Linked DNA regions of Mus musculus: region 1 is linked to region 2. Evidence: chromatin loops called from intact Hi-C (ENCODE). Cell type or tissue: left cerebral cortex. All regions are shown on one strand. Each heading gives the region's core, and the rest is flanking DNA. Links, peaks and the distances in the headings are about the cores only.

Region 1 (15,564 bases), core at 7,565-15,564, 99 kb after region 2:
ACCCCCACAGTTACCTGGATACAGCCAGGTATGCTCCTCCCTACAGTTACCTGGCAACAGCAAGGTAGTCCAGCCCACTATAAAAGGGGCTGCTTGGCCCCTCCCCCCTCTTTCCTCTCTCCTCTCTCAAGTTCTTGTTATCTTACTCTCACCTCTCCTCTCTCTTCATGTGGCCATGGCTGGCCTCTATTTTTCTACCTTCTCTCTCTCTCTGTTTTTTACAATAAAGCTCTAAAACCATGGACTGTCTCCTTTCATCAAGACTCACCATGCTGGAGCGACGGGATAGGCCATCCCTTAAAGAGCCCCGTCTAATCTCCAGCAGGAAGACCTCCCAGCATTTCCAGCTTCCAGACCGGACCAAGGACTCTTGGCCATGTGGGAAGCAACCAGTGCCTCCCCCCGCCCGCTTTTGCCCTTCTGCTCAGGGCCACTGCCGCCCCTGTGCCCCTATCTGTTCTCAGCTCTTCTGAGATGTCCAGTGACGTCCTGAGATGCCCAAGAGCTAGAACCTGTCGTCCCTGGTCTCCATGAGGCCCAGGGACCTCGGACTGCCCCCACCCCCCGTGAACTGGGGTCCCGTGGCTTTCCACAGCCAGACACACACCTATCAGTGTGGAGAACACGCACATTTCAACTCCAGCGTGCGCCCACCCAGTGTCACTGAGCTCTGGCAGGATGTGGATCACCCCCCCCCACACACACACACACCTTTATTTTCCCACATCCTGTGCCCAACAGGAAAGGGGGTATGTGGGGATAATTCTCAGAAGGAAGGAGGGCTAGTCACAGATAGAGAAGCATAAAGCTACAACCCTGGTTGTCCGCACCAGTTCTAAGCTTCCGTGTGCTCGCTTAGGCTGTGCACACACCACATGTCGTCCATCTTCAGGTTGAGTCCTGCTTCTGAGGTTAGATGCACTTGGAAGGTGGATCCCAGGTTGGCGCCATCTGTTTTGTTTCTACTGCCAAACAATTGTGTGCTGTTGGATACATCGGACTTCACCGTAGGAGTACCGCAGCTTCTAGGAACAAACTCTGTGGGCACTGAATGGCCATTGGAGGACAGAAGCTGACTCATTTATCCTTGGATCACTGCTGGGGGGTATGCCCTTGAACCCAACATTCTAGTGGCTGCTCCTTCTGCCTGCACATCTAATTGCTGCAGAGGTAGCAGCTCCCTGGAGACTGGGGTGCCTGGTATGAAACTCAAAGAACCTTTAAAAAGTTATAAAGAAAAATGCTGTCTTAGGGTTTTACTGCTGTGAACAGGCACCATGACCAAGATAACTCTTAAGGACAACATTTAATTGGGGCTGACTTACAGGTTCAGAGGTTCAGTCCATTATTGTCAAGGTGGGAGCATGGCAGCATCTAGGCAGGCATGGTGCAGGAGGAGCTGAGAGTTCTACATCTTCATCTGAAGACTGCTAGCAGAATACTACTGGCTTCCAGGCAGATAGGATGATGGGATGGTCTTAAATCCATGCTCACAGCGACACACCTACTCCAACAAGGCTACACCTTGCCTGGCCAAGCATATTCAAACCATGACAAGTGGTGACACCCCATCATCAAATTATTTTTGTTGCTACTTCATTACAGTAATTTTGCTATGGGGGTTATGAATTAAAATGCAAATAATTTTGGAGACAGAGGTTTGCTAAAGGTGCTGCAACCCCCAGGCTGAGAACCACTGTTGTTCTGTCATGGATCCTGTCTGTGGTAACAATGTAAATGCTAACACTCCAGAGACCTGATCTCTGTGACTACCTGATCAAGTCCAGAAAACTTTGGAGAACTGAGAGAGTCTCCAAGCAAACCTTAGAACACAGAGGTTCCTGGGGCTTCAGAGAGCACAGTTTAGAGGAATGCCCATAGGTAATTTAAGGTTTCTCTCCAGTACTGTCCAACAGGACACTTTGTGATAGCAGCTGTCTGTATCCATGCTGTGTGTCCAGTATAGCAGCCACTGCCCATGGATAGTAATGAATGTCTGAGATGTGGCAGATACAAACATGGGGGAGGGGTATTTCAATTTCCATTAGTTTTGCGCTAGACAGTTTGTTAGTTGACACAATGTTAAGATGACACAAGCTAAAGTCATCCGAGAGGAGAGAATCTCAGTTTAAAAATATCTCAAGATTGCGCTGTATGCAAGCCTATAGGGCATTTTCTTAATTAGTGATTGATAGGGGAAGGCTCAGCCCACTGTGGGTGGTGCTATCCCTAGGCTGGTGGTCCTGGATTCTAAAAGAAGCCATGTGGAGGAAGCTGGTAAACAGTACTGTCCAAGGCCTGTGGATCAGCTCCTGCCTCCAGGTTCCAGCCCTGCTTGAGTTCCTGCCCTGACCTCCTTCAATGAATGACTAAGATGTGGAAGCGTGATGTGGAAGCATGAACCACATAATCCCTCTCTTTCCCATCTCGTCATGGTGTTTCATCCCAACAGCAGTCATCCCAACTAAGACAGTTTGTCATCTCATGTGTTTATAATAAAGCAGCCACCGGATGTAACTGGCTACTTACCTGGGTCAATGCAGCTTAAAAGCAGTATTCAGCAATAGGTAGAGAACAGAAAAAAACAAGTCTGCCTTTCTTGAATTTGGGTTAGCTCCACAGACCCATGACTTTATAATTCCCCAGTCTTGACTCCCAAAGCTCATTATAATTAGATGTGTAGGAAAACAAAATTGGAAGAGCTAATTAAACATAAAAAGAGTGTGTATGTGTTGTTAAACAGATGCTAATTTATTTACATATAAAAGTAAAAGGAATTCAGTTGGAAGTTAGGTGCCAAAGAGCTACGGGATTCATTGCCAATTGGGTAGTGATTTTAGTAAATAATCCCAAAAGACAGTAGAGGAGATTGCTGGACATCAAGAGTGTGGTCCCTCATCAGAAGCTAAGGAAGGTTTCTTGACAAAAATCTTTCTCAATCGCACTCCCAATATAGCAAGAGAGGTATTGAAGTGTCCCTGATATAGTACAACAGAACACACCCGGACAGCAGATTCTCAGCACAAAGGAGAGTTTATTATCTGGAGGGTCAAGGGGGCTACCTCTGAATGGGGGTAGAGATGGTAATGGCCATTTTAAGGTTCTAGCCAGAAAAGAAAGAAAGGGGGTGTCCCTCCCCTGGAGAGGGTTAAGGTGGTGTCTTAGTTAGGGCTTTACTGCTGTGAACAGATACCATGACCAAGGCAAGTCTTATAAAGGACAATATTTAACTGCAGCTGGCTTACAGATTCAGAGGTTCAGCCCATTATCATCAAGGTGGGTGCATGGAAGCATCCAGGCAGGCATGGTGCAGGAGGAGCTGAGAGTTCTACATCTTCACCCGAAGGCTGCTAGTAGAAGACTGATTTCCAGGCAACTAGGGTGAGGATCTTATGCCCACACCCACAGTGACACACCCATTCCAACCAGGTCATACGTATTCCAACAAGGCCACACCTCCTGTAGTGCCACTCCCTAGCCCAAGTATATACAGACCATCACAGGTGGTTGTCTCTGATTGGCTAGGAGAAGAACATGGGCTTTTAGTCAAGTAGCCAGGCACCATTTATTGAGGTAGTGTGCCTTTGGTCACGTAGCCTGGTGGGTTTGAGAAACCGTATCAGGACCAACAGGTAGTGGCACAAACAATTTCAAAATGTCCGAATGATGGGACCGAGTCTCTTACTGCTGGGGTGGAGGCTGTATGTGAGGGCTAGCTCAGAGCCAGCATCCTGTCTCTATTGAGTGCTGGGTTTCGGCTGTGGGCCAACACAGCTAGCTGAAGGAGCAGATCTCAGTCCTCAGCCTTGATTTCTGCACTTTGGCCAAGGTACTTACATGTTCAGTGCTTCCATGTCCCTGAGCTCACCCACCTTGGCTTGTGGGAGAGGTAGTGAAGCACGAAGCACTTGGTACCCCAACCACAGCCTGTCTGTTGATAGTATTATCTTCATAAACTGATCAGAAAGGGGAAGTAAGTCTAAGTAGTAATTAAATATATAATTGCTACCGTGCATTTATCATGGTTATGCTCCTTAAGCCAAAGACTGAATGTCGAACCCCATTTTTGAGAATATTTTTATTCATTGAAAACTCAAGGGGGCTGGAGAGATGGTACACTTATACACAGCATTTTAAGAGGGGCTGGAGAGATGGTACACTTACACACCACACTTTAAGCTTCTGCGTCTGTTTAGCTCCAACGTCCCCAAGTTCCTCAAACTCCATCTCCCTCCCGGACGTCATGTGTGGTTTTTTGTTTTTGTTTTTTTTAATTGAATATTTTCTTTACATTTCAAATGCTATCCCCTTTCCTGGTTCCCCCCACCTCCACAAAACCCCTATCCCATCCCCCCTCCCCCTGCTTCTATGAGGGTACTCCCTCTCCCACCCACACACTCCCACCTCCCTGCCCTGGCATTCCCTTACACTGGGGAATTGAGCCTCAACAGGACCAAGGGTCTCTCCTCCCATTGATGCCCGACAGGGCCATCCTCTGCTACATATGTGGCTGGAGCCATGGGTCCCTCCATGTGTACTCTTTGGTTGGTGGCTTAGTCCCTAGGAGCTCTGGGGCGGGTCTTGTTGGTTGATGTTGTTCCTCCTATGGGGTTGCAAACCCCTTCAGCTCCTTCAGTCCGTTCTCTAGCTCCTCCATTGGGGACCCCATGCTCAGCCCAATGGTTGTCTTCGAGCATCCACCTCTGTATGTGCCAGCCATCATATCTTTTTTTTTTAACTGTAATTCCCAATTAATGGTGCCCATACATGCATGGGTGTGTGGCCATTCACTGGGACACGAGCAGCCAGCAGCCACACTCTGAGAGGAGAAAGAGTGTCCCTTCATCTGATGGGTATGGAACCTGGGGCGGGATTTCCTCATCTGTGCTGGAATTTTGACCACCCTCAGTTTTAATGTCCCCTTTCAGCCAATATGATTTGCTCCATCTAAAGTGGTTATGTCATCGTACTTACTATCACTCTGGGACTTCTCAAAATCCCCTAAGGAACAATAAATAGCAAGTCAGCAGATTCGAGCAGAATTGTTCTTTTGGACCGAATAGGGGAGATTTTGGTTGAAATGCAACAGCAATATTTTTTAGTAATAAAACAGCAACGGCAAGGACCATTAAAGGCTTCTTTGTCTCATGGCATGTTCAGGGTGATTGGTAATTTCTCTACATTAACAATACTGTCATTTGTGCTATCCAGTCTCCAGGGTGACCCCAATGACGCTTGCTTCCTAGCATTCATGTTCTCCTGCTCAAATTAAATGAAGGCTGGCCCTAAATGTGAAAGAGAGATGAACTCCAAGCACAAGCGATAGAAAGCATCGCGGCTCATGCCTTGTCTACTGTATTAATCACTAGCTCCGCGTGAGCCAGCTGCCAAGCTGTGAAGGGATTCAAGCAGCCTGTGGAGAGGCCTGTGTGGCAGCAGTCTGCTAACTCACCAGCATGTCACAGAGTCACCTTGGAAGGAGAGTCTGTGTCTCCAGTAGGTTCTCAGCTGACTTGTGCTCTCGTGGACGCCTGACTAGAGGATGTGCAAGGCTGAGTCACAGTTGCCCAACGGAGCCATTTTTAACTTCCCAGGTTCATTAAAAATTTGAGAGACACTAAATAATTTGTATTGTCTTTGGGGGTTATTTAATTCAAAGCAGTAGATACCTGGGGGGTTGTTTTATATGCAACACTAGATATTTAACATTCATTTCTGCCACTAGGGTATTTGGTTTATAGGCCAAACGTGCAATCAATAATAACATGCAATCTTGCCTTACAATTTTCATGTTCAATATGTCATTAGCTTGTCATGTCATTAAGTCTACATATTTTCTTATAACTTTCTCACAAAACAAGGAGAATTGCCAACCCCATATGTAAAGAACATAGATTCAGTCCACGGTGTATATATTTTTGGGGGGCTATCCCTATACATACTGGGGTTCTCCACAGGAAGAGATGAGGACTATGGTAAGCTAAACACAGCCAATCACCTAACACAAAAGCAAGACAGGGAAGTGATTTGATCTATGGCCTACAAAATGAATAACATGGGCTGAGGAAGAGGGAGACAGCGTTGTCTTCAGCGTGGGATCACTCTGATTGGACAACTCAGGGTCAGCTCTCAGGCTGGGATGAAGAGGCAGGCCAAGGGTGTGAGGACATTCACTGCTTCTGCCTGTGATACACTCAAAGAATAATGAGCGTGTATGTGTGTGTGTGTGTGTGTGTGCACATGCTACATCCACTCCAGTAGTGACTTGCTTGACAGGCTGTGGCATCCCATAGCACGTATGCTCCAATTTTGTCCTTGCGAATGGATCTGTATACTCTCTTTTATTATTGTTTTATTATAGGTGCCTCCAAGCAATGACTTGACAAATACCTAAGCAAAATCGAACTTTGCTTCCTGGCCTTCATCAATGCCCTAGGCAGTCCTTGAGCTGACCCTGGGCTTGGAATTCAGTAAGAATGTTGCCTATTCAGTGACATTCAGAATTGCCTTTAGTATTGTAAGAGAGATAGTGAAAGAAATCAGGCATTACTATCTACTACATAGAGTTAGAAATCTCAGGGCAAGCTTAGCAAAGTAAGTTTAGAATTCTTATTATAGTTATGTATGGCAGACTACATTACTTAATAGTAGAAAGTCCCCCACAAAATCACTTAGAATAACAGCCAAGTCACTCCCATATACAGGAATTTACAATGGTTTAGGAAGTAGACCGGGCTGTGGTTTTAGAGTATTGCATTATTCATGAGAAGGTTAGCTGGAGCAGAACTCCCTAATTAGAACCATGACTTGGGCATGAAAGCCCTTGCCCTAGGAGTGTAAAGACCTCACACCTGGCTTCTAAGACTATAGCTGACCTTAGATAGGGCTGACTTTGTCTCAGTTGTTTTATTGCTCAGTTCCTGCCAGTCTTTATGTTTGCATTCCTCTGTTTAGTATTAGAGTCATTAAGCATCCGGTAACCTCATTGTACCTTGCCAATGCGTCACTTAACTTCCCTATTTTCTTCTGTATAAAACATTTGATGCTCGATTTGACAAATTACATTCACACTCTCCTGTGTTCGCGTCTTTTTGTCACCCCATTCTCACCCACTCTATGCCCATCTGTCCGAGACTCTGATTCTCAGGGATTGAGGTGGGCTGACTGAGCCCGGTCCATGGCAGACACACTCATAAATAAACAAATAAATATGATTTTAAAAGAACAAAGATGGGGCCATATTTTTATTTCAACCTTTGTTACAGTGCTATACGAACATAGCCTGCTGTTTGCACGGAACTGCCAGGAAAGCACACACAGACCAAGAGAACATAGCTAAGAGCCCAGAAACATCCTCTGAATACCTGGTTGTTAATCTTAACAATCCACCCTTTGGTAATTTCACACATGTTTATAGTGTATTTAGATGGTACCAGTGCCTATTCCTCCTTCCAACTCCTCCTGGAATCTGCCCTACACAATGCCTCCTAACTTCCTGTCTTTTTTACTTATTTATTTTTATAACCCCCACCCCCACCCCCCAGGCACAGTGTAGGCCCATCCGCTGGAGCATAAGAAATGTATCATAGGTCACGTCGCTGAGGAAAACGGACTTTCCCTTTCCCAGCAGTGACTGACTGCCGGGAGTTTCACGTGAGCCTCTCTCTGTCCATGTTAGAATGTGGACTGGCTTGATCTAGTGAGGGTCTCAGGCAGATGACCAGAGCTGCTGTGAGTTCATGGGTAGGACAGTCACACCATGTTCAGAGGACAGTTTTGCAGCAACCCTCCCTGTTCTCTGGCTCTTTCTGCCCCCTTGTCTGCATTGGTGGGAAGGAATGGGATACAGATGTCCACTTTTGCCTCGGCACTCCTCAGACACTCATCCTGCTCACCAGTTGTGAATCTCGGCACTGACTGCCGTCACCCACTGGAAAGAATAGTAGTAAGCTCTCCACTAATGCCTGAGTCTGTCCGTCTTCCATAAGAACACAAACATGCCAGGTGGTGGCAGCTCACACCTTTAATCTCAGCACTCAGGAGGCAGAGGCAGGTGGATCTTTGAGTTCGAGCCCAGCCTGGTCTGCAGAGTGAGTTCCAGAACAGCCAGGGCTACACAGAGAAACCCTGTCTCAAAACCCAACCCAACCCAAACAAACAAACAAACAAAACCAAAACTATTGTGTTTCATAAAAAAGAAAAGGAAGTCAGGGTTATGTTTGGTGGTGGTGGTGTGTGTGTGTGAGAAGGGGGGGCTCTGTGGGCCCATGCTAAGATATCCCTTTCCCTGAGGGATCAGCTACACGATGGACAGGTACAGTGTAGAATAGTATTTAGGGCATGGAGAGGGTAGTTGAAGGAGGAGAGACAGAGAGAGAGAGAGAGGGAGAGAGAGAGAGAGAGAGAGAGAGAGAGGAGAGGCCAGTCATGAGCACATGGAGAGAGGGGGAGGGGAATGGGGAGAGAAGGGACAGAGAGAGAGTGAGAGGGAGTAAGGGAGCAAGCAGCCTTAGTTATTACTATTACTATTATTATTATTATTTTATTATTATTATTGGTTCTTCGAGACAGGGTTTCTCTGTATAGCCCTGGCTGTCCTGGAACTCACTTTGTAGACCAGGCTGGCCTCGAACTCAGAAATCCACCTGCCTCTGCCTCCCAAGTGCTGGGATTAAAGGCGTGCCCCACCACACCTGGCTTAGTAGCCTCTTTTATAGTGAGTCAGGTACACCTGGCTGTTGCCAGGTAACTGTGGTGTGGAGCTTGGAAGAAATGCTAACAACAAAGCAAAAGAAAAACATAAACACGCAGGGAAGGGTATCAATGGTTTCTTCAAGAAATGGCTTTGTTTGAAAGCTAAATATCCAAACATAAACCATAGCCTTTTCTAACATCATATTAAAAATTAACTTGAAATGTATTAAAGACATACTTGTGAAACTGAAAGTTGTGAAACTCCCTGCAGAAAACAGAGGAGAAGGTCCCTGACATAGGGCTTTGGCATGACTCAATGACAGTCAGTCACTGACAAAACCAATGACTTTGTTTCAGTGAAGACATCAAAAACATGGGCTACAATGGCAGAATAAGGAAACGGGTTTTGGAGAATCCAAAAGCTTCTGCACAGCCAAGGAAATGATCAGCAAAACAAAAAAGTCACCCTGGGAAAATATGTGCAAGCCCTGCATCTGATCTGACAAGAACTTAATAGCCGAACTATATAAACAGTCGTGCAATGAACACCAAAGAGCAATCTGATGTAAAAATGGGCAGAGGATCTGAGTGTGATGACCTAGATGTCTGAACAAACGGGAGAATTTCAGGGAGCCACCCCTGAAACTGTAGCCTGAGTTACAAAGAAAGAGTCTGTGTCAGAGAGAGAGAGAGAGAGAGAGAGAGAGAGAGAGAGGTTGAGGGTCAGGGAGAGAACTCACTAGACACTCTTCCAAAGGAGACAGACAGACAAGCACATTTAATGTACTTAACATTGACTGGGCAAAGGCAAATCACAGCCACGAAAGGTGGGCTGGAGAGGTGGCTCAGTGGCTAGGGGCACTTGCTTCTCTTACAGAGGTCCCAGGCTTGTTTGTCTCACAACCATCTCTGTTAGTTTGTATATGCTTGTCCCAGGGAGTGTCACTGTTGTGGCCCTGATGGAGTAGGTATGTCACTATGGTTGTAGACTTGGTCATGGTGCCTCTTCACAGTAGTAAAACCCTAACTAAGGCAATCTGTAAGCCCAGTTCTGGAGAATCAAATGTCCCTTTCAGGTTTTGGATATGAGGCATGGACATGGTACTCAGGCATACATATAAGCAAACAGTCATAAAAATAAGTTATATATAAAAACACTTATATATACAAGATAAAAATATGAAATATTATTTCATGTGTCAGAATGGTTATTATAAAAAATAATGAGTATTGAGAGAAGGGAAGCCCAGTCCCACTGGAGGAAATATACACTGCTATAGCCATGATAGAAAATTGTATGGAGTTTCCTAAAACATTAGCGATTGAACTTCCATACAATCCAGCCATCCCACTTGTGGGCACACATCCAAGGGAAATCGGCAACTCTGTCTGATACCCACTGCCCTGGGCTCACTGTAGCAATATTCACCAAGATGAAGAAACAATGTAAATGCTGCTCACTGTAGCTTTATTCCCCATAGCCAAGATGAAGAAACAATGCTGCTCTCTGTAGCTTTATTCCCCATAGCCAAGATGAAGAAACAATGTAAATGCGCAGTCACAGATGAACAGAGAAAGAAAATGTGGTGTAGCCACACAATGGGATATTAGTCATTAAAAGGAAACCTGGCCATTTGTGTGGTCCCATTGATGAACCTGAAGAGGACACGCTGTGTAAAATAAGCCAGAAATAGGAAGATAAGTACTGCATCGTCTTGGTTACATGTAGAATCTAAAACAGATGGACTTTAAGAAACAGTAGAATGGGACTTGCAAGTGGTCGGAGGTTGGGAGAAATGGTCATGTGGATAAAGGGTAGAAACTTTCACTCAATAGACGAGTGATGCTCTGCTCCTCTGATCTAATGGACTCGGTGGTGTCTACAGTCAATACTGTAGTCAGTGTACACCTGCAATACTAACAGGCCCTGCTATCTGTAATCTAGACATGTCAAGCCAAGTTATAGTCATGACTGCAGTGCATAATAAGAGTACCTTCACACTATATATAGCAGCCCTTGAAATTTTGTTTGGGGGCTGTGGGGGCAGGGTTGGGAGGTGGGTCGGTCCATAAGTGACTGCTGTGCAAGGACCTAAAATCAGATCCTCCATAAAAGCTGGGCTTGAGACAAATGTTTGTAACCTGGGCTGTGGGTGGGTCAAGACTGTTGGATCCCTCGAGCTCATAGGCTAGCTAACCTAAACAATCTGTGGGCTCTAGGCTCAACGAGTGACCCGTGTTAAAGAAAAAGGGAGGGGAAAATTAAGAAAGACACCTGAAACAATAATATCCGGTCTCTACATGAAAGCACATACTGAGTATGTGCACTCAAACACACAGGCACACACTCATGTGAACACATGCCCCTACAACACACACACACACACACACACACACACACACACACACACACACACATTCCTGCTTGTTCCAGCCCCACTCACTCTGGCCCAAAGATTTATTTATTTATTATATGTAAGTACACTGTAGCTGTCTTCACACACACCAGAAGAGGGCGTCTGATCTCATTACAGATGGTTGTGAGCCACCATGTGGTTGCCGGGATTTGAACTCAGGACCTCCAGAAGAACAGTCAGTGCTCTTAACTGCTGAGCCATCTCTCCAGCCCACATAACAATATTTGAAACTTATTTTGGGTCTGGGTATCATTGACACACAGTAGGCAGAGGCCTCGGACTATTCAAGACCAACTCTCTCTACACAGACCCTTCAGCAGAAAGAAGTTTCACTTCATAAGGAGTATAGTAGTTAGCCTGCATTCTTTTGAATGGTTCAATTGGGTATAAAAATTGCATTTCATATTTCTCTTGAGACTAGTATGTACATAGCCTTTCAAACACGTGTTTTTGTGTGAGTATACCTGCGTGCTCATGTGGAAGTCAGGGGATAACGTGCAGGACTCAGCACTCCTCATGTAGGTTTCTAGCATCTGACTCAGAGCCTCAGGCAGGGCAGCGAGTGCCCCTACACAGTCATCTCAACAGGTCCATAACCTCTCGTTTTTACTGGTTAGAAAGAGATCTTGGCCCATTAAAACTTAAAACATTAGCCCTTTGTCTGGCATACCCTGTGACTATTTTTCCTAGGTTTGCATTATGTGAGAAGAAGGACTTTTAGGGACTGGGAAGAAAGCCAAAGGAAGATGAAGAGAGGAGTGTAAGAGAGAGAAGGAGAGATGGACATGGTCAAAGCATGATATATTCATGCGTGGAAATGTCCCAGTGAAACTCTCTAATTCGTACAATTTATACGTGAAATATTTCAAAGCACACTTGTGAGCTGAGATGGTTTAGTGTTCTTAAATGTCGTATGAACGTGTGAAGAAACTGCATGACAAAATGCACCGATTTCATGGGAAGTCATTCCTGACTCTGAGAACCCCCGCAAGGAAGCTTCATGGAGTTGGAGATGGATGGGCAACTCTGAAGAGAGTTGTAGCTCTGGAAGCTGACCGACTCATGCAGATCTGACTTAGCCAGGTATGTTAACTGATGGCGTGTGTCGGTTTGAAAACTAGGCGACTAGCTATGAACTCCTGTCTGGCTTCCATCTGACAACCTTGGTGGTGTAAGGGCTGATAAGGCTTCTGGCTCTGATGGACACGCAAGAGCTGACGTCAAGCCCGTGTGACGTCATCCGCGCTAAGGCGCTGGCCTCCAGGGGCCTCCGGAGGGCAGGAGACGTCCCGGGGCTGGAGGTGGCTCCGCTGCAGGTCTCTGGCTCTGGAAGCTCAGGTTCCTAGGCTTGGTAGCCACCTCCACCTTTCACCTCCGCCACGCCCTCTGCGAGCCCCGGGAGCATCCCGCCGCCAGCCGGCTCGCCCGCCCCGCCGCGGGCACGCGCACGCACGCAGCTGCGCACGCGCGTCCCCCTCAGAACCCGGAAGTGCGAGCGGAGCCACGTGGGTGGAGCTGGCGCGCAGGTCGCATGGGGGAGTCTATCCCGCTAGCCGCCCCGGTGCCGGTGGAACAGGCGGTGCTGGAGACGTTCTTCTCTCACCTGGGTATCTTCTCTTACGACAAGGCCAAGGACAATGTGGAGAAGGAACGAGAGGCCAACAAGAGCGCGGGGGGCAGCTGGCTGTCGCTGCTGGCGGCCTTGGCGCACCTGGCCGCGGCTGAGAAGGTCTATCACAGCCTCACCTACCTGGGGCAGAAACTAGGTACCTCCGCCCCGCCCCTGCCCCTGAGGAGGAAGGAAAGGGGGTGCGCTGCCTGGTCTGCTTGGCTTGGGTGCCTCGTCACTCCCAGCGGCAGGCTCCACTCTGCCCAGGTCTCCTCCCACCGGTGCCCCTTCTTCCCTAGTGTGCCGCAAGCTCCGCCCACCGGCCTGTGCCATCGCTGCCTAGGTGGACTGGGAGGATGCTCTTCCCTGGGCATGCTCCAAACCCCGTGGGTTTACGGTTTTGCACCGTGCATGGACTGGTTTCATAAATGACAAGTTAACCAAGTTCTGTGTCCCCGTTCTAACTCACTAGTTAGACCTCACTGCGGTCTGAGGAGCAAAAGCAGGCGATGGAAGCTAGGTGTGTTAATAAATGCTATTTTGTCTGGCCTCTTATACAGAGGGGCGTCCTGTCCCCTCTTCAGATCCTGGCCAGGAAGGGCAGGAATTATGCAAAACCTTAACTGGAGAAGCGTTAAGGGACAGGATAGTGAACACTGCTAGTCCTCATGTAAATTTTAACCCTCAAAATAAGATGCAGGACTACCACTACAAGAAACAGTCGGCTTCATAAAAGCCAAGGGCTGTGCATTCAAAGTATTACCTTTAATAATAATGACAAATGATAGCTGACTACCAAAAAATTGGAATAGGCAGTTGTAATACTTAGGTTTCTTCTTGACCCTTTAGTTATTACAAGTTGGAGGGCCTTTCGTGAGTGAAGGATACACATCTCTGGCATCAAAGAGAGTGAGAGTGTACGTTACATATAGAGTTGATCCCCTTCTATTGCCAGGTAGCTCGCTGAATACTGAACGTTTGGTAAACACTCTGGGCAAAGGACTTTCTGAGATGATAAGGCCTGTAGCTTTTCAAATGATTGTTACTTAGTTATTGGTAAAAAGTGGCCAGAGATTTTACTCTGTTTTTCTCTAATGGGCCCAAAGGTGCAATTGCTATTACAGGGTTACTGTCCTGTTTTCTACAGTGTAGTGAGTTGGGTATGCATTTTATGGGAGGTGGTGGGTCTCAAACCTGAACACACCTGCCTTGAATAACCAGATTGAGTGTGTGTGTGTGTGTGTGTGTGTGTGTGTATATATATATATATACATATATATGTATATATATCCTTTATTCAAAGCATGTACAAATATTATTTATATGATGACTATTCATGTATGCATTTGATATATATCATATATATGATACATTCTAGCAGTAATATCGAAGGTGGATAATATTCTGGCAGTTTGAGATGTTTTAGGCTTCCTCCCTATAAAAACAATGATTGACCCAGGTACCATGATTCTTAACTTTATTGTTGTTTGAGCCCATCCATAGGATTATCCTCCCCATATGTATGTATGTATGTATGTACCAGATATATAGAATGAGAAAGAGCAACTGGGTTTCCTAAAGTCCATATGTGGATCCCAGTAACTAACTAACTAACTAAGTCTGCACTAAGTTTGAATTGTATGCACCAGGATTTTGTGTAAAAAGAACTGGCCACCACGTCTACGAACCTGTACACGTCCTTTCCTGTCTCTGGCTTGGCTTCTGTGAAGTGGTCCTTATTGTATAAAGTGCTGAGTTCTGCTTGAACCTCAGCTGTCTTGTAGGGGAGCCTATCTCTCAGGTCATACCGTGAAACATGACTGGGGGCTCCAGGGCTGACCTCCCTTCTGAGTAAGTGTTCTAAAAATGACATGCTTAAGTCCTTTGTAACTTAAATGCTCAGGTAAATAGTCAGTATAAGTTTTGTCTTTGAATAGTGGTGCATGCATGATATTATGATTATCAGAGAATGGGAAAAATTATGATTTAAAGCAGTAACCATGTATTTTGGAATCCATACAAGTTTCTTTGTGAAGCAAAAATGAAACAATTATACATATTTTTAACATCTTTTGAAGCCTTGCTTGGGCATGGTGGTCCTTGTCCTCAGTCTGCCCACTCAGGAGCTAGAGGCAGGTGTGAGTTTGAGGCCATAGAGCAAGTTCCAAGCCAGCTGGGGTTGCATGGTGAGACCCTGTCTCAAAAGACAAAACAAAAGGGAACGTGGTCTGAGAAGTCTTTACAATTTTTTGAAAGTATAATGGACAAATAAAAATTGTATGTACTTGGCATATCCAAGTTGATGTTTTACTGTGCGTTATGAAAAGAACACCATGAGCAAGGGAGTCCATGGCCTCCACCCCCTCACTCTCTGTGGTCAGAACACTTAATTAACATCTACCGGCTCAGCACATGTCAAGTGAGTCTGCACTGTTGTAGTGGTGCTGCGCACAGGAGCAGGTGGATGGGGGTTAAAGGTCAGCCTGGGTTACAAAGTGAGACCTTGTCTCAAAAGAAAAACAAAAGTCTTTGACCTCTGTCTGAAGCTCTAGCAGCTGGTCCTGATTAAATATGCAAGCATGGGCTTTTAAACCAAGGACAGACCTGACAAGAACCCTCTATCAATGTCCTGGCTTTTTTCCTGAAAAACTGGGTGTGACTTTTATCTTGGCACCTTCTCCGTGCTTTGAGGGCAAACACTAGTTTGGGAAAAGACAGTGGTTCCAATGTGCTGAGTGGGTAGCAGGGACATCTGAGACTGTCATAAGTGCCCACCCTTCATTCATTACAGGAGCACTTCTTCACACCCTGATTGATAAACCTTGGCACGCTCGGAGGTGACTT
Region 2 (14,179 bases), core at 6,180-14,179:
GATGAAAACCTCTAACCTCTGAATGCATCCACACACATGACACACACTTGTACTTTCCTGCTTACACACACACACAGAGGCACGCACACACATGAGTCTAACACAGGCTGGCCCCTTTCTCCAGTTCGAATGAGTTTTTGCATGAATTTTCATTTCAGCTGTGAGACTGGTTTAAGAGGCTCTGCAATGTATATGTTCAGCATATTTCACTTCCTCTTCCTTAAGATTTATTACGGCAACATTTATGTGTCTTTTTCATTTGTGAGGATTTCATTAGGTGTTCTACAGCTCGCACCCACAGCTTGTCTACAGTTCATTTATTTAATAACATTGGCCCTTTTCTACAGTTCAAATGGGATTTAAGAATTCTCTTCCAGGAGCTGGCAGGGGTGGTACATGCCTTTAATCCCATCACTTGGGAAGCAGAGGCAGGTGGATTTCTGAGTTCAAGGCCAGCCTGGTCTACAGAGTGAGTTCCAGAACAGTCAGGGCTATACAGAGAAACCCTGTCTTAAAACAAACAAACAAACAAAAATTCTCTTCCAGTTTTGTAAACTCATTCTTTCAGAGCAAATAAGGAAGTTGTATTAGTCAGGGTTCTCTAGAGTCACAGAACTTATGGGTGGTCTCTATATAGTAAGGGGATTTGTTGATGCCTTACAGTCTGTAGTCCAACTCCCAACAATGGTCAGCAGCAGCTGTGAATGGAAGTCCAATGATCTAGCAGTTGCTCAGTCCCACAAGGCAAGCAAGTAAAGAAGAGAGAGTGAACCTTCCTTCTTCCAATGTCCTCATGTAGGTCTCCAGCAGAAGGTGTGGCCCAGAATAAAGGTGTGTGCCACCATGCCTCGATCTGGGACTTACTTTGTCCCAGATGACCTTGAACTCAGAGATCTCCCTGTCTTAATCTTTTGGAATTCATAGCCACTATGCTTCAAGATCTCCATGCCAAGACCCAGGTCAGAAACTTGTATCTCCCAGTCTCCAGATTAGGGTCACTGGTGAGCCTTCCAATTCTGGATTGTAGTTCATTCCAGATATAGTCAAGTTGACAACCAGGAATAGCCACTACAGACGTGTTGTTTGGTCTCGAACTAGAGAAGACCCGAGAGGGATATTAACATCTTATATACTGGCTGCCCTGCACATGAAGGGATACACACTTTCTCATCTCAGATGGTAAGGTAAGATTACAAAATGGCAATCAACACTTGTCCTTTTAGCAGAAGGCATATAGTGGTGAGGTCACATCTTGTCAACAGGTTTGAGTGTGTGTTACACAGTAGACATAGTTCTAAGCATTTATACATTAGTCCTCATATCCACTGTGTGGAAATAGATACTGTTATTAACCTCAGTTTTATTTTTTTAATTTATTTTGTTTTTATTTGTATGTCTGTATTGTATGCCATGTATACGCAGGTGCTCAAGGAGGCCAAAAGAAAGTGTGGGATCTCTTGGCGCTGGAGTCTCGGGCAATTGGGAGCCACCTGACAAGATTCCTCCGGAAGAGCAGTAGATACACAAGGGTATCTCTCTAGCCCTATACCGTTTTATAGCTGAAGAGTCTGGAGTTCATAGATGTCAAGTAGCAGGTGCATGCTTCATATATATATATATATATATATATGTATATGTATATGTATATGTATATGTATATGTATATGTATATGTATATATGCATATATGACGAGTACACTGCAGCTGTCTTCAGACACACTAGAAGAGGGCATCAGGCCCCGGCATAGTCTCACAAGAGACAGCTATATCAGGGTCCTTTCAGCAAAATCTTGCTAGTGTATGCAAAGGTGTCAGTATTTGGAGGCTGATTATGGGATGGATCCCTGGATATGGCAGTCTCTAGATGGTCCATCCTTTTGTCTCAGCTCCAAACTTTGTCTCTGTAACTCCTTCCATGGGTATTTTGTTCCCAATTCTAAGAAGGGGCAAAGTGTCCACACTTTGGTCTTCATTCTTCTTGAGTTTCATGTGTTTTGCAAATTGTATCTTATATCTTGGGTATTCTAAGTTTCTGGGCTAATATCCACTTATCAGTGAGAACATATCATTTGAGTTCTTTTGTGATTGGGTTACCTCCCTCAGGATGATGCCCTCCAGGCCCAACCATTTGCCTAGGAATTTCATAAATTCATTCTTTTTAATAGCTGAGTAGTACTTCATTGTGTAAATGTACCACATTTTTTGTATCCATTCCTCTGTTGAGGGGCATCTGGGTTCTTTCCAGCTTCTGGCTATTATAAATAAGGCTGCTAGCAAATACAGAAGTGGATGCTCACAGTCAGCTATTGGATGGATCACAGGGCCCCCAATGGAGGAGCTAGAGAAAGTACCCAAGGAGCTAAAGGGAATTGCAACCCTATAGGTGGAATAACAATATGAACTAACCAGTACCCTGGAGCTCTTTTCTCTAGCTGCATATGTATCAAAAGATGGCCTAGTCAGCCATCACTGGAAAGAGAGGCCCATTGGACTTGCAAACTTTATATGCCCCAGTACAGGGGAACGCCAGGGCCAAAAAGTGGGAGTGGGGGGGTAGGGGAGTGTGGGGGGAGGGTATGGAGGACTTTTGGGATAGCATTGGAAATGTAAATGAGGAAAATACCTAATGAAAAATATTAAAAAAGAAAAAAAAAAGAAGAGGGCGTCAGATCCCATTACAGATGGTTGTGAGCCACCATGTGGTTGCTGGGATTTGAACTCAGGACCTTTGGAAGAGCAGTGGGTGCTCTTAACTGCTGAGCCATCTCTCCAGCCCAGTAGCTAGTTCTTAAGGACTGAAAGTAGTATTCAGATTCTGTTTTTGTATAATACCTTTTCAATAAACATTTGCAAAAATATATCGAACTGAACTAAAAATAACATAGTCTGATGCTTCTATCCACTGAATTCTGTGTGACATTCTCCGCCAGTGTGCTTCCTAGCAACACTCGTTAAGCTTTAATGCTGTGGTGAGAAGATCATTCACTGTAGGCTCCTTGGCTGGAAAAGAAGCTGAGAGAAGGGCTGGAGAGATGGCTCAGCTGCTACGAGGACTGACTGCTCTTCCGAAAGTCCTGAGTTCAAACCCCAGCAGCCACATGGTGGCTCACAACCATCCATAATGAGATCTGATCCCCTCTTCTGGTGTGTCTGAAGTTAGCGACCACAGGTCTTGAGTTCAATTCCCAGCAACCACATGATGGCTCACAACCATCTGTATAAGCTACAGTGTACTCATATACATAAAATAAATAAATAAATCTTTAAAAAGAAAAGAAGTTGGGAGGATGTGGTGAGTGGGTAGAATTCTATTTTTTTTTTTTTCTTTTGGTTTTCTGAGACAGGATTTCTCTGTGTAGCCCTGGCTGTCCTGGAACTCACTTTGTAGACCAGGCTGGCCTCGAACTCAGAAATCCGCCTGCCTCTGCCTCCCGAGTGCTGGGATTAAAGGCTTGCGCCACCATGCCCGACTTTAGAATTTTTGTCTAGCATGCACCAAACCTTAGTTAGGTTTGATCCCACCATGACATAAAGCTGTAACTAAACTATGATATAAAGCTATAACTAATAACTAAGGTATGCATTGTGCCATGTTTCTTTTTTTTTAAAGAATTATTTATTATTATATTTAAGTACACTGTGGCTGTCTTCAGACACACCAGAAGAGGGTGTCAGATCTCATTACAAATGGTTGTGAGCCACCATGTGGTTGCTGGGATTTGAACTCAAGACCTTAGGAAGAGCAGTCAGTGATTTTAACTGCTGAGCCATCTCTCCAGCCCTGTGCCGTGTTTCCTGCAGCCCCAGCACTGTGGGAGTGGGTGTTTAAAAAGATTAGGAGTTCCAGACCCTTGGGAAAGAAAGGGTTGGAAATTAGAGCAGGCATGCAGTCTTACACTTTTCATTACACTTTTTTTTTTTAAGTTTTAAACATTTATTTAATTTTATGTGCAAGAATAGGTATATCATGTAAGCCCCTGGTGCTCATGGATGTCAAAAATGGAACTGGACTTAGAATGTTGGTGAGTTACTATAGTAGTTTGAAAATTCTTGGCCCATAGGGAGTTCTACTGTTAGGGGGTACGGCCTTGTTGGAGTGGGTGTGGCCTTGTTGGAGGAAGTGTGTCTCTGTGGGCCTGGGCTTTGAAGTTCCACCCAGTGGGGAAGAGTCAGTTTTCTCTTGGCTGTAGTCAGATCAGGATGCAGAACTCTCAGCTCCTCCTGGGCCATGCCTGCCTGGAAGCTGCCATGCTCCCTTCTTGATGATAATAGACTAAACCTCTCAACCTGTAAGCCAGCCCCAATTAAATATTGTCCTTCATAAGAGTTGCCTTGGCCATGGTATCTCTTCACAGCAATAGAAAACCCTAACTAAAACAGTTACCATGTGGATGCTGCAAGTTGAACCCAAGTCCTCTGCAAGAATAAGTGCTCTAAACTGCTGAGCCTCTTTTCAGCTCCTCCCTTTTTATTACATATTCTAATTTATCTTGGAAGTCTGGGAAGGGAATAATAAAGGATATACGGATTACTCCGTGAAAAGAAATCTGGGTGTGTTTTATGTGTATGCGGCTCATGTGTGAGGACGTGGGGTGCACACCTCTGTGTGCCCAAATGTGGGGGTGAGGGGGTGTCAGGTGTCACCTCCCTCATTCTCCATCATAGTTATTGTCTCAAGACAAGGTCTCTCTGAACTGGCTATCCACCCAGCCCTCTTGATCCACTTTCTTCTCCTCCTAAATGTTGGTGTTACAGGCATGGTTCACTCATGTGTAGCTTTTAAAAAGATTCCATTCTATTATTTTATGTGTATGGCTCTTTGCCTCTTGTATATCTGTGTGTCGGCTGCTCTCAGAGGCTTCGGGTCCTTTGAGTTTTAGATCCCCTGGAAGGTTCAGATGTCTGAGAGCTGCGGGTGGTGGCAACTGAATTCCAACCCTCCAGAACTGCAGCAAGGCAGGTGCTCTTAGCCACTGAGTTGCCTTCTAGCCCAGCACCGACTTTTTAGTGTGCTCTTGGACGTTCAGACTCAGGTCCTTATGTTAGCACGGAAGAACTCTACACTCTAAGCCAGCTCCTCCTCGGCCCCAGAGAAGGGTTTTTATTTGTTTCTGTTTTTAATCCATTTGTGTCTTTTTACCTTCTATTGAAAATGAATTTTTCCCCCACAAAGTATATTCTGATTATGTTGCCCCCACCCCTCCAGGTTCTTGTCCACCTCCCCTCTCCTCCTATCCAGATCCCCTCCCTTTCTGTCTGTCGTCTTAGAAAACAGCCCTCTGGGCTGGCCTGTTAAGGTGTATCAGTGAAAAAAGACACAATGAGTAATGCAAAAATGAAAAAAAAAATCCAAGTAGCACAAAAAAAGCCAAAGAAAAAGCATCAGAAACACATGAATTCAGAGACGAACACATTTGCACACATAGGAATCCCATAGAAATGCCAAAAAAAAAAAAAAAAAAAAAAAGGATGCCATAATGTATATACAAAAAACCTGTAAGGTTAAAAAACTCTCTGACTCAACATTATGAGACAAGGAACTTCTGAAGATGCTGTTGGGTTTGTTTTCTGTTGGCATCCTGTTGGGCATGGACCTACCATTAAGGGTATTTGTTCCCCCAGTGAGACTCCCGTGGAGAAAACTTTGCAAGTAGTTATTTATGGTGGAGATAACTTCTAGGTTAGAGATGGAGGCGTGTGTCCACATCTCCTTTTAGCTCTAGGAGCCCATCTGGTGCAGACCCATGCAGGCCCTAGGCATGCTGCATCTGTCTGTGAGTTCATATGCACATCAGTCCTGCTGTGTCCAGAAGGCCTTGTTTCTGTGGTGTTCTTCATCCTCTCTGGCTCTTACAGTCTTTCTGCCTCTGCTTCTGCGGGGTTCCCTGAGTCCTGAGGGAAGGAGGGATTCGATGGAAAGGTTCCAAGGTTGAGAGTTCCAAGGTCCCTTGCTTTGCATATATCCAGAAAAATGTTGTTTTTAATTGGTAGCATTTGCATATTTCCTTAGATTTTGTAGACTTCTGTGTGTTATCTGATTGCTAACTATTATAGATATTTAAATGAACAGTATTCATTAGTACTAAATGGAATAATTAAGAGCTTCTTAAAGCAGTCCCACTTTTGTTTATTATTTTTAAAATGTTATGTGTATACATGTTTTGCCTGCATGTATGTAAGGACACCATTCATGTACAGTGCCCACGCAGGTCTGAAGAGCACACTGGATTCCCCTGGAGCTGGAGTTACAGTTGTGAGTTACTGAGTACTCGTCATCTCTCCAGTGTCACCTTGTGAAGTTTAGATTTGACTCACCTACCACAGATTTCGAATGTCCATGTGCACCGTCTGTCTTAATTTAAATGTGAGTAAATGAGACCTATCGAAAACTAATAAGAAAAATAAAGCAAAATAAAGCAGCTTAGAGATGCCTAGACCCGCTTTTACTTCTTGACATGAAAATAAAAACAAAATGCTGTTCTGGCAGATGATGTAGCTTAGAGGAACAGCCCCTGGTTGTCCTATGTGAGGTGGGAATCCCGGCAACAAAAATAAACAGGCTCAAACAAACGAGTTTAAAATACTGTTCTTTATTGTGTGCAGTGTCTCTGTATTAGTCTCTGAGCTTTGGTCTGAAGCCCAGAAAGCTTAGCTCAGTACTGCTACATCCACTCCAGTAGTGACAAGCGCGACAGACCCCAAAAACCTGGGTGCTGTCCCGAGGCGAAAAGTTCATGGAAACTTAGTCTCCTGGAATCGTGACATCCTGTATAACGAATGCTCCAATGTCCTTGCTTTAGTTGGTAAACGGATCTATGTGCTTTCCCTTAATATTGCTTTATTACAAGTGCTCCTAAGGATTGATATTTTGACATATAGCTAAGTTAGATTCTAGGCAGTCCTTGATCGACTCTAGGCATGGATAGCTAAGTCACTGCCCTACACAGGAATTTACCATTATCTAGGAAGAAGGAAGTTTGTGACCTAAAGAGGAACCAGAGTAGATACTTAGAACTATAGATAGCTGAGTTACACCCATACACAAGTATTTACAATGGCCTAGGGAGAAGGTGGACTATACAATAGATTAGTGTAGGAACTATGACAAGGGCACGGAGCCCTGGCCCCTGGCTTCTAAGATTAAGTGGACCTTAGGTGGAGCTGTTTTTATCCCAGTTGTTAACACTAAATTTTATCCCAGTTGGTTCCTGCCAGTCCTTCCAAGTTTGCATTCCTCTGTTTTGTGTAAGAATCCAGTAACCTCTTTGTACCTTGCCGGTGTGTCACCCAACTTCCCTATTTTCTTCTGTATAAAAAGTTTGATGCTCGATTTGACAAATTACATTCAGATCCAGACTCCCTCGAGTCAAGTCTGTCAATTCCCACTGACTCCTTGCCCACCTGTGACCAGAGACCCTTTCCATACAGACAAGGGACCAAAAGGGTCAGCGGCACAGTACTCCAGGAGTAACTTCAACTTGATACTTTGTAAGGAAGGGGATACTGACAGGACAGTGTCACGTGCCTGTGGAAGTTACTCTACTTAAGATTTCGTGCCATGCCTGTGCATGGTGCCTGAGCCTGGGTCTGTATGTGCTGCTCAGACCAGAGGAAGATGTCAGATCCCTTGGAATGGGGAGCTACAGGAATTTGTGGGAATCCTGCTGTGTGTTGATGTTGGTCTCTGAACTCTGGTCTTCATGATTTTGTGACAAGTGCTCTTTACTGCTGAGCCATTGCCCTAGCACTTGTTTCAAATAGTATTTACTGTTAGGCACGTGCTTTTCTTTCTCTCTGTCTGTCTGTCTGTCTGTCTGTCTGTCTCTGTCTCTGTCTCTGTCTCTCTCTCTCTCTCTCTCTCTCTGTGTGTGTGTGTGTGTGTGTGTGTGTGTGTGTATGTGTGCATTTTAGAGACAGGGTCTCTCTGTGTAACCCTGGCTTTCCTAGAACTCAGTACATAGTATGTAGACCAGGCCAGTCTTGAACTCACAGAAATCTGCCTGCCACTGTCTCTTGAGTGTTAAGATTAAAGGCATGGGGCACCACACCTGGATGGCACCTGATCTTTTGTCTTTGTTTGTTTGTTTGTTTGCTTGCTGTGTTTTCTTGAGAACTCTTTTCTGTAGGCCAGGCTGGTCTTGAGTTTGTAGCAATCCTCCTGCCTCTGCCTACCAATATAGGCAGTGGATGATTACGGGCACATGCCATTATGCCTGCTCCTTCATTTCTTGACCTTGTTACTTCTTTTGAATCAAATCCAGAGTCTTGCTCATGCTGTCAAACTCTTTTACACAGCCTTGACTCTCTCTCTAAATGTCAAGCATTGCTGGTCACGATGGCACTTTGGTATTGGAGCCTTTGCTCTCATTCACAGACAGGGAAACTGAGGTGTTGAGTGTGTGTGTGTGTGGGGGGGGTCCATGAATCACCTCACAAAACATACAAACACCAATCTCAGCAGGACAGGGATAGTTTATTGAGCAAATGCCCCAGGACTCATCTATCAGGGCCACAGTTCAGATTTGGGAACTGAACTGTGACGAGTTAACATCCTACAGGGCTTTTAAAGCCTGCGATCTACAAACATCTATGCTAAGTCATTCCACCAATCAGGGTTTAGGAATAGGGGGATTTCCTTTCCTTAGGAGCCTGTGGTTGTTGTACACTTACCCTGATCCCATTGGTTGGGGTGTTCAACTGTGGCAAGGGACTCGACTTGTCTAATATTCATGTCTTAACGTATCTATACAAGGATGGTACTTGTCTAACATTAGCTTACCAACCAGGATGTCAGCTACCCATGTCTCTTTCTGCCAAGTAGGGTGTCAGTTCCCAGGGAGGTCTTAAGAATTTAATATTTACTTGATCATTACTCAAAATGGAAGTCTTATTACAAAGTTTCTTATATTGGTGCAGGAGTCTCTCTTGTTTGGGGTCCATCCCAGGGACAACTTGTAAAAGCAAATACCATATAAAAGCTTATACGCAGGTGCAGGAAGTACTGTTGAGTGGTTGATTGTGGTCCAGTCTTACTGTGGATACAAAAGCAGTTCTACTGGCTTCTATCGTGATTGGTTCCCAAGGGCACAGAACATAACAGAATATGGAATCAACCTGGGCATGAGAAAGTTTTCTTAAAATGGCAGGCTAGCCAGGTGACAGTTACCTAGCATCAAATTTCACCTAGGCCTTGACCCTGAGATGTTCAAGGTCATTTACAACCGGGTTGGAGGACTACAGTGTGAACCCGGTTTGCCTGCTTTAACATTATGCTCATAAATCCTATTCTTTCAAGTTAATTCAAATTAATTCAGTCTACACTAACCCTGGACTCAAGACATACCGCTCCGTTCTGATGGACGTCGATGTCGTGCCTTTTGAGCTTAGCGCCCCGCAAGGAACCCTCCATTCTCTTGGTGGAAATGGTTATCGAATGCTTGATCACTCAGAATCTATTGTGCTAAAAGTTTCTAGAGTTTGGACAGGCTCAGATGACAAGGAGCGAATACTAATCTCGGGTGTATATGGGTTAGCTACTCTGGAGGGATTTGAAAAAACTGGGGAACAAAAACACTTCAGTGTCATTACTACTTTCTGGCCCTCACTCCTGCTCTTTGGCAGGCTGGGTACTCTCTAGCCCTCACTTCTGCTCTCTTTGGTAGGCCAGGCACGTGTTAGAAGTTGCATTCTATATATGATGAGCCTTAGGCTCAGGAAGGCTAAGTGATATATATATATTTTTTTTTTCCCTAAAACTCTCACAGATAGTGAACAGTGGTATTAGTACTAATCCAATACACCCCCCTCCCCAGCCCCTGGCTCCAAATTCAGCAATTTTTTCCTTTGCAGTTGGTTAATCTCATCCTTGCCATCTGACCTTTGCTGTTTCCCTGGCAACAGAGTGGAACATGGAGAACCTGGAAACCATGACACTGTCTTCTCTGTGAGTCGCCAAGCCTAGATGAGGTCATTAGTACCTCTGTCTTGTGCTTCATCCTAAGGTTTATTAAAGTTGGTGTCTTGGTCACCAAAAGCTAATTGTTTTTCAATGGGTGTTTAAGCACCCACAGCAAGTGCAACACCATTTCTGGAATGCTCCGGGCGTTCTGTTTGTCTTGGTCCCAGGAAGTGGGTATAAAACCAGAAACCCAGAGACAGAACAGTGAGTGGTCTGAAGTCACTTTCTACCTCTGATGTCACAGTTACTGTTATTTGTCACTGAGCTGCTGTGAGGGTAACTATCAGGCAGAGTTGAGGGTCCTTGCCTTTCTATTGGCTTAAAGTGGCAAAGGTCCTTTACCAGCAAAGCTTGTAACCATGGTGAGAGTCAATTTTTATCTATCGGCTGAGGAGTCAGACAGAGCAGATTCTGGGGACACTGAGTGCTAGGCCACACAGAATTTGAGATTCTGCCAGCAGGTGGCACTTCCTCCCCACTCCGAGCAATTACATGCTAAGAAAAGAAACAATGACTTACTCTTTCCCTGCTGTGGTGAGTTGTTCACCATATCTGGTTGTATACTGAGACACATCTATGCTCTTCTCCCATGATGAATTTGGAATTGTTTACAATATTCAGCTCATAATAGTAAAGTATGAAAAGGGAGACTATAAATCACCGTAAGGAACATCAGACTTTATTGAGGTCTGTTAGCAAATAGAGGAATAATATAGTTTCATTGTATCATCTCCATGAATTTACTTTTGAGACAGGGTTTTGCCGTGCATCCCAGAACTCACTAGATTAACAAAGGTAGACCTCCAGTTTATGGCTTGTCCTCAGGCCTGTCTCTGGAATCCTGGACCTACAAATGTGGGCCAGCTCCATCCTCGGGTCTTTCTATGAGTGGGAAGGGGGAGAAAGATGGGTTTTCCGGGGTTTGAAATAAAAATGGAAGCGCACACCTAGGGCAAGTTTCTATTGTGCTTCCTAGCACGCCAACCTAACATACAGCGTTATTCCTGGCCAGCTCGCAAACGTGAAGCAACCCCTTTATTGCTCTGCATCTCTAAGGTTACATAATCACATCCTTCAACCCATCGGCTTCCAGAGGGCCCTTCCACCTGGCATTCATTTTCCGCATCGTTCTAGGCATCGGGGACACAGACGCACGGCTTGTATGGCTTGAGTTACCAAAACAGTTTGTAAGGGTCTTTGGAGACTCCTGCCTCTAAGACAAAGCTTGAAAGTCACAGCAGGCAGTGTTATGGTAATTATAGGATTCTCAACTCCGCAAAATCCCATCGGTTTCAAGTTTCTCTTTAACAGGAAATCAGATTCAAACCGGCCTCCGTTATCAGTGGAGTTTTTAATGTGACCATGTGGCTCAGTAGCTGAAAAGGGGCCGTATTTCTTCCCAGACCCTTGAGTACTTCTCCTTGTCAATCAACACTTTAGTCTTGCTCCGCCCATCGCTGTGTAGGTGAGGACGAAGTTTAGGGGCGGGACCGGGCGGGGCAGGGGGCTCGGGGAACACGACTCCGGAGCTGGTTCCTGAAGCAAGGTCCGGCTCCGGGCACCGGGACGCGCTGGTGGCAGAGGCGGCAGGCGCGCGGCTTTGTGGCGCGCGCGGGTTCCACTGGGTGTCGTGGAGTCGCAGCCACCCAGGATACTCTGCCTGGTCGCGGGTGTCGCATGGCAAGCCCCGCGCGATCCGGCTTCCCCGGGCGCACGAACAGCCGTCTGGACGCGTTCTTGCGGCGGCACCTGCCTCCGGAGGTGTACGACGCGGTCCGCGCCTACGAGCCGTGCATCGTGGTGTCGGACGCCGAGAAGCACACGTTCAAGTACGTGGTGCTCAGCGACCGGCTCATCTACCTGACCGAGAACCCGCCCAAGTCCATCCGGCGGGTAGTGGCTTTGCGGGACGTCGTGGCCATTGACCTGGTGAGGATTGCGGGCGGGCAGGCTCCTTCCTAAACTCTCGCATCCCCCTCTGGCGCTGGAGAAAGGAGGAACACCTTCCCCATCCCGCCCCGGACTTCATCTCTTGTCAGTGAAAGCAGCTGCGTGGAAAAGCTGGGGTTTGATGTAGAATTTCAAATAAACAAGTTCTCCCGTTCTCCTCCTGAAAACCCTCTGCTCCCAAATTGGGCAACAGGTTTGACAACCAGTCTCGCTATAGTGACAAGCCTCTTGTTCATTAAGCACCTACTCCGTGCGGGTACCGTGCTGCACCTCTTCTGCAGGAACGGGAGACCACACCTGTGCAAGCCAGCGCCGCCACGCTTTGTTTACTTTCTTGCCGCTCATGTGTAGTCCACACGTGACTGGTCCAGAAAAAGTGCGTGAGCGAATAATTTGCGTGATGTGCACAGGATCCGTGCGTCTTTCAGGCTGGCCACTTAATTCAAACGGAGTGGGGAAGCTTCCTGGAAGGAGTGTCCTCAGGACTGAGTCTCAAGAGATACAGTCTTGCCCTGGGTTTTAGAGTAGCCACTGTTTCCCTCTCCTCTGGGAATAGATTGACTTTAAGACGCAGCAGCTGATTGGAGGCACAGCCTCCTCTCCTGTTTCTCCTTTTATTGATTGCCTCCAGGTCTCTTTGTCTGAGCTGCTTTCCAGGTGTTCCTAGTTCCTCTGGGACTTGTGTCTAGCCTTTACTCTCGCTTGCCTAAGTCTGTGTCCCCATGGGAGTAGTTGGCAAGGCTGTTGATGAAGCTGTTTTGCCCACAGAACAGTAACTTGGCTTTAACACATTTATAAGAAAATAATACAATTAAATAATTTTCTTTTTAAATTCTACTCAGATGTCGGCTGTGGCTACCTTTGTTTCTTTGAAACTTTTATTACACTTTTTATTTTGTGTGCACGTGTATATTTGTGAGTGTGTGTGTGCGTGTGTGTGTCATGGTGAGAATGTGGAGGTCTGAGGAGTTTGTGTAAGTCAGTTCTCTCAGTTTGTGGGTCTTGGAACTTGAACACAGGTGTTGAGGCTTGGCATTAAGCAAGCAGCTCTCTGAGCTGCTGAGCCAGCTGGCCTGCTCTCTTTTCCTTCCCTTTCCTCTCCTTTCTTTTTTCTTTGAGTAAAAGAAGTAAATCCTTGACATTATTTCCACTCTTTTGAACTAATTAGAAATAAATTGCCATATAAATAAACTGCAGTGTGTGCATGTGTATCCCAGAACCTTGTGCTAGATAAGTGCTCTACCAGCGTACGGCCTTGCAGTCTGAGCAAATGTGCTAGAAAGCTTTTTTGCACCCAGCATTTTTAGCGTCTTTAGTGAAAATATTTGTTGTTTCGACAAAACTGTGATGATTTTTTGATATTGCTATTCTTCCCCAACAGACACAGTCTGTTGGTAGCTGTATATACTACTTTAAGGTGTCAGAGAGAGAGAGAGAGAGAGAGAGAGAGAGAGAGAGAGAAAGCGAGCAGCACAGTAATATTCCTTAGGGTCCAGAAACCCAGAATCAACTCTGTGAAAAGAAGCTCTATAACTTCTCATGCTTTATGGACGGATTTGCCTTTCAGGAATTCAGGAGAGTTTTTTGTTGTTGAAGAGACTCTGGCCAGCCTGTGTGTGGCAAGCATGGCTCTGGCAGGCTTTGCCCTTCTCCCCCATTCCCTCTGCCTGGCAAAAAACAAAACAAAAAACAAAAACGAAAACAACCACCACCACCACCACAACAACAACAAAACATTAGATTACATTCCTAAACTCCCAACGTCACTTCCCTATTTGGCCAATTCCTCCTCCTGAGGCTGACTACCAAGGTCCAGCTAAATTAAAGTATTGAAGTCCAGCAATCAAAAGCCCCCTTTGGCTCACCTAATTAACATGCTCAATTAAAATGAAATACCTTATCCTAACATGGGGTTCCCTATTTTATCTTATAAACCACCGTTTGCCCTTGGGCCACACCTCTCTCCCCTCCATCCAGAGGCAGTCCTTTGCCCCACTCTGGGACAAATACCCCTTCCCCTTTCCCTTGCCTGCCCCCCCCCTTTGGTCTTTCCCCTCTTCCTCCATCACCTATCTCTGTTCCTTATCCCCACCCTCTGTCCCTCTGGGACAAATCTCTTTTGTGCCGAGAACTTGGTCTTGGGGGTCCTGAGCCAATACTTTTCCATTCAGCTGTTTTTGTTTTTGAGATAAGTTTCTCTGTATAGCCCTGGCTGTCCTGGAACTCACGCTGTAGACCAGGCTGGCCTCTAACTCAGAGATCCGCCTGCCT

The links. Hi-C counts contacts between places; a loop is a spot of excess contacts. Peaks named below come from ENCODE experiments on the same cell type or tissue, not always from the same donor. Only the 100,000 strongest peaks of a DNase experiment are listed, where the experiment ranks them.
Region 1: a loop joins it to region 2, with 4 times the contacts of the local background. A loop is called at or near these places in 3 of 42 quality-filtered maps.

What each region holds. Positions count from the first base shown.
Region 1 is chr10:121,727,334-121,742,897 of GRCm38, forward strand. BC048403 (cDNA sequence BC048403) reads left to right here and starts at 12,597. Exons shown (of 3, transcript NM_173022.3): 1 at 12,597-12,877. The coding sequence starts at 12,643. In left cerebral cortex, for the core only: CTCF peaks have their summits at 12,360 (motif pointing right) and 12,569; DNase peaks (open chromatin) are centred at 12,363, 12,549 and 13,041; H3K4me3 peaks cover 1,504 bases; H3K27ac peaks cover 1,094 bases.
Region 2 is chr10:121,630,183-121,644,361 of GRCm38, forward strand. D930020B18Rik (RIKEN cDNA D930020B18 gene) reads left to right here and starts at 11,519. Exons shown (of 13, transcript NM_177335.4): 1 at 11,519-11,887. The coding sequence starts at 11,636. In left cerebral cortex, for the core only: CTCF peaks have their summits at 10,410 (motif pointing right) and 10,609; DNase peaks (open chromatin) are centred at 9,569, 10,414, 11,119 and 11,532; H3K4me3 peaks cover 1,091 bases.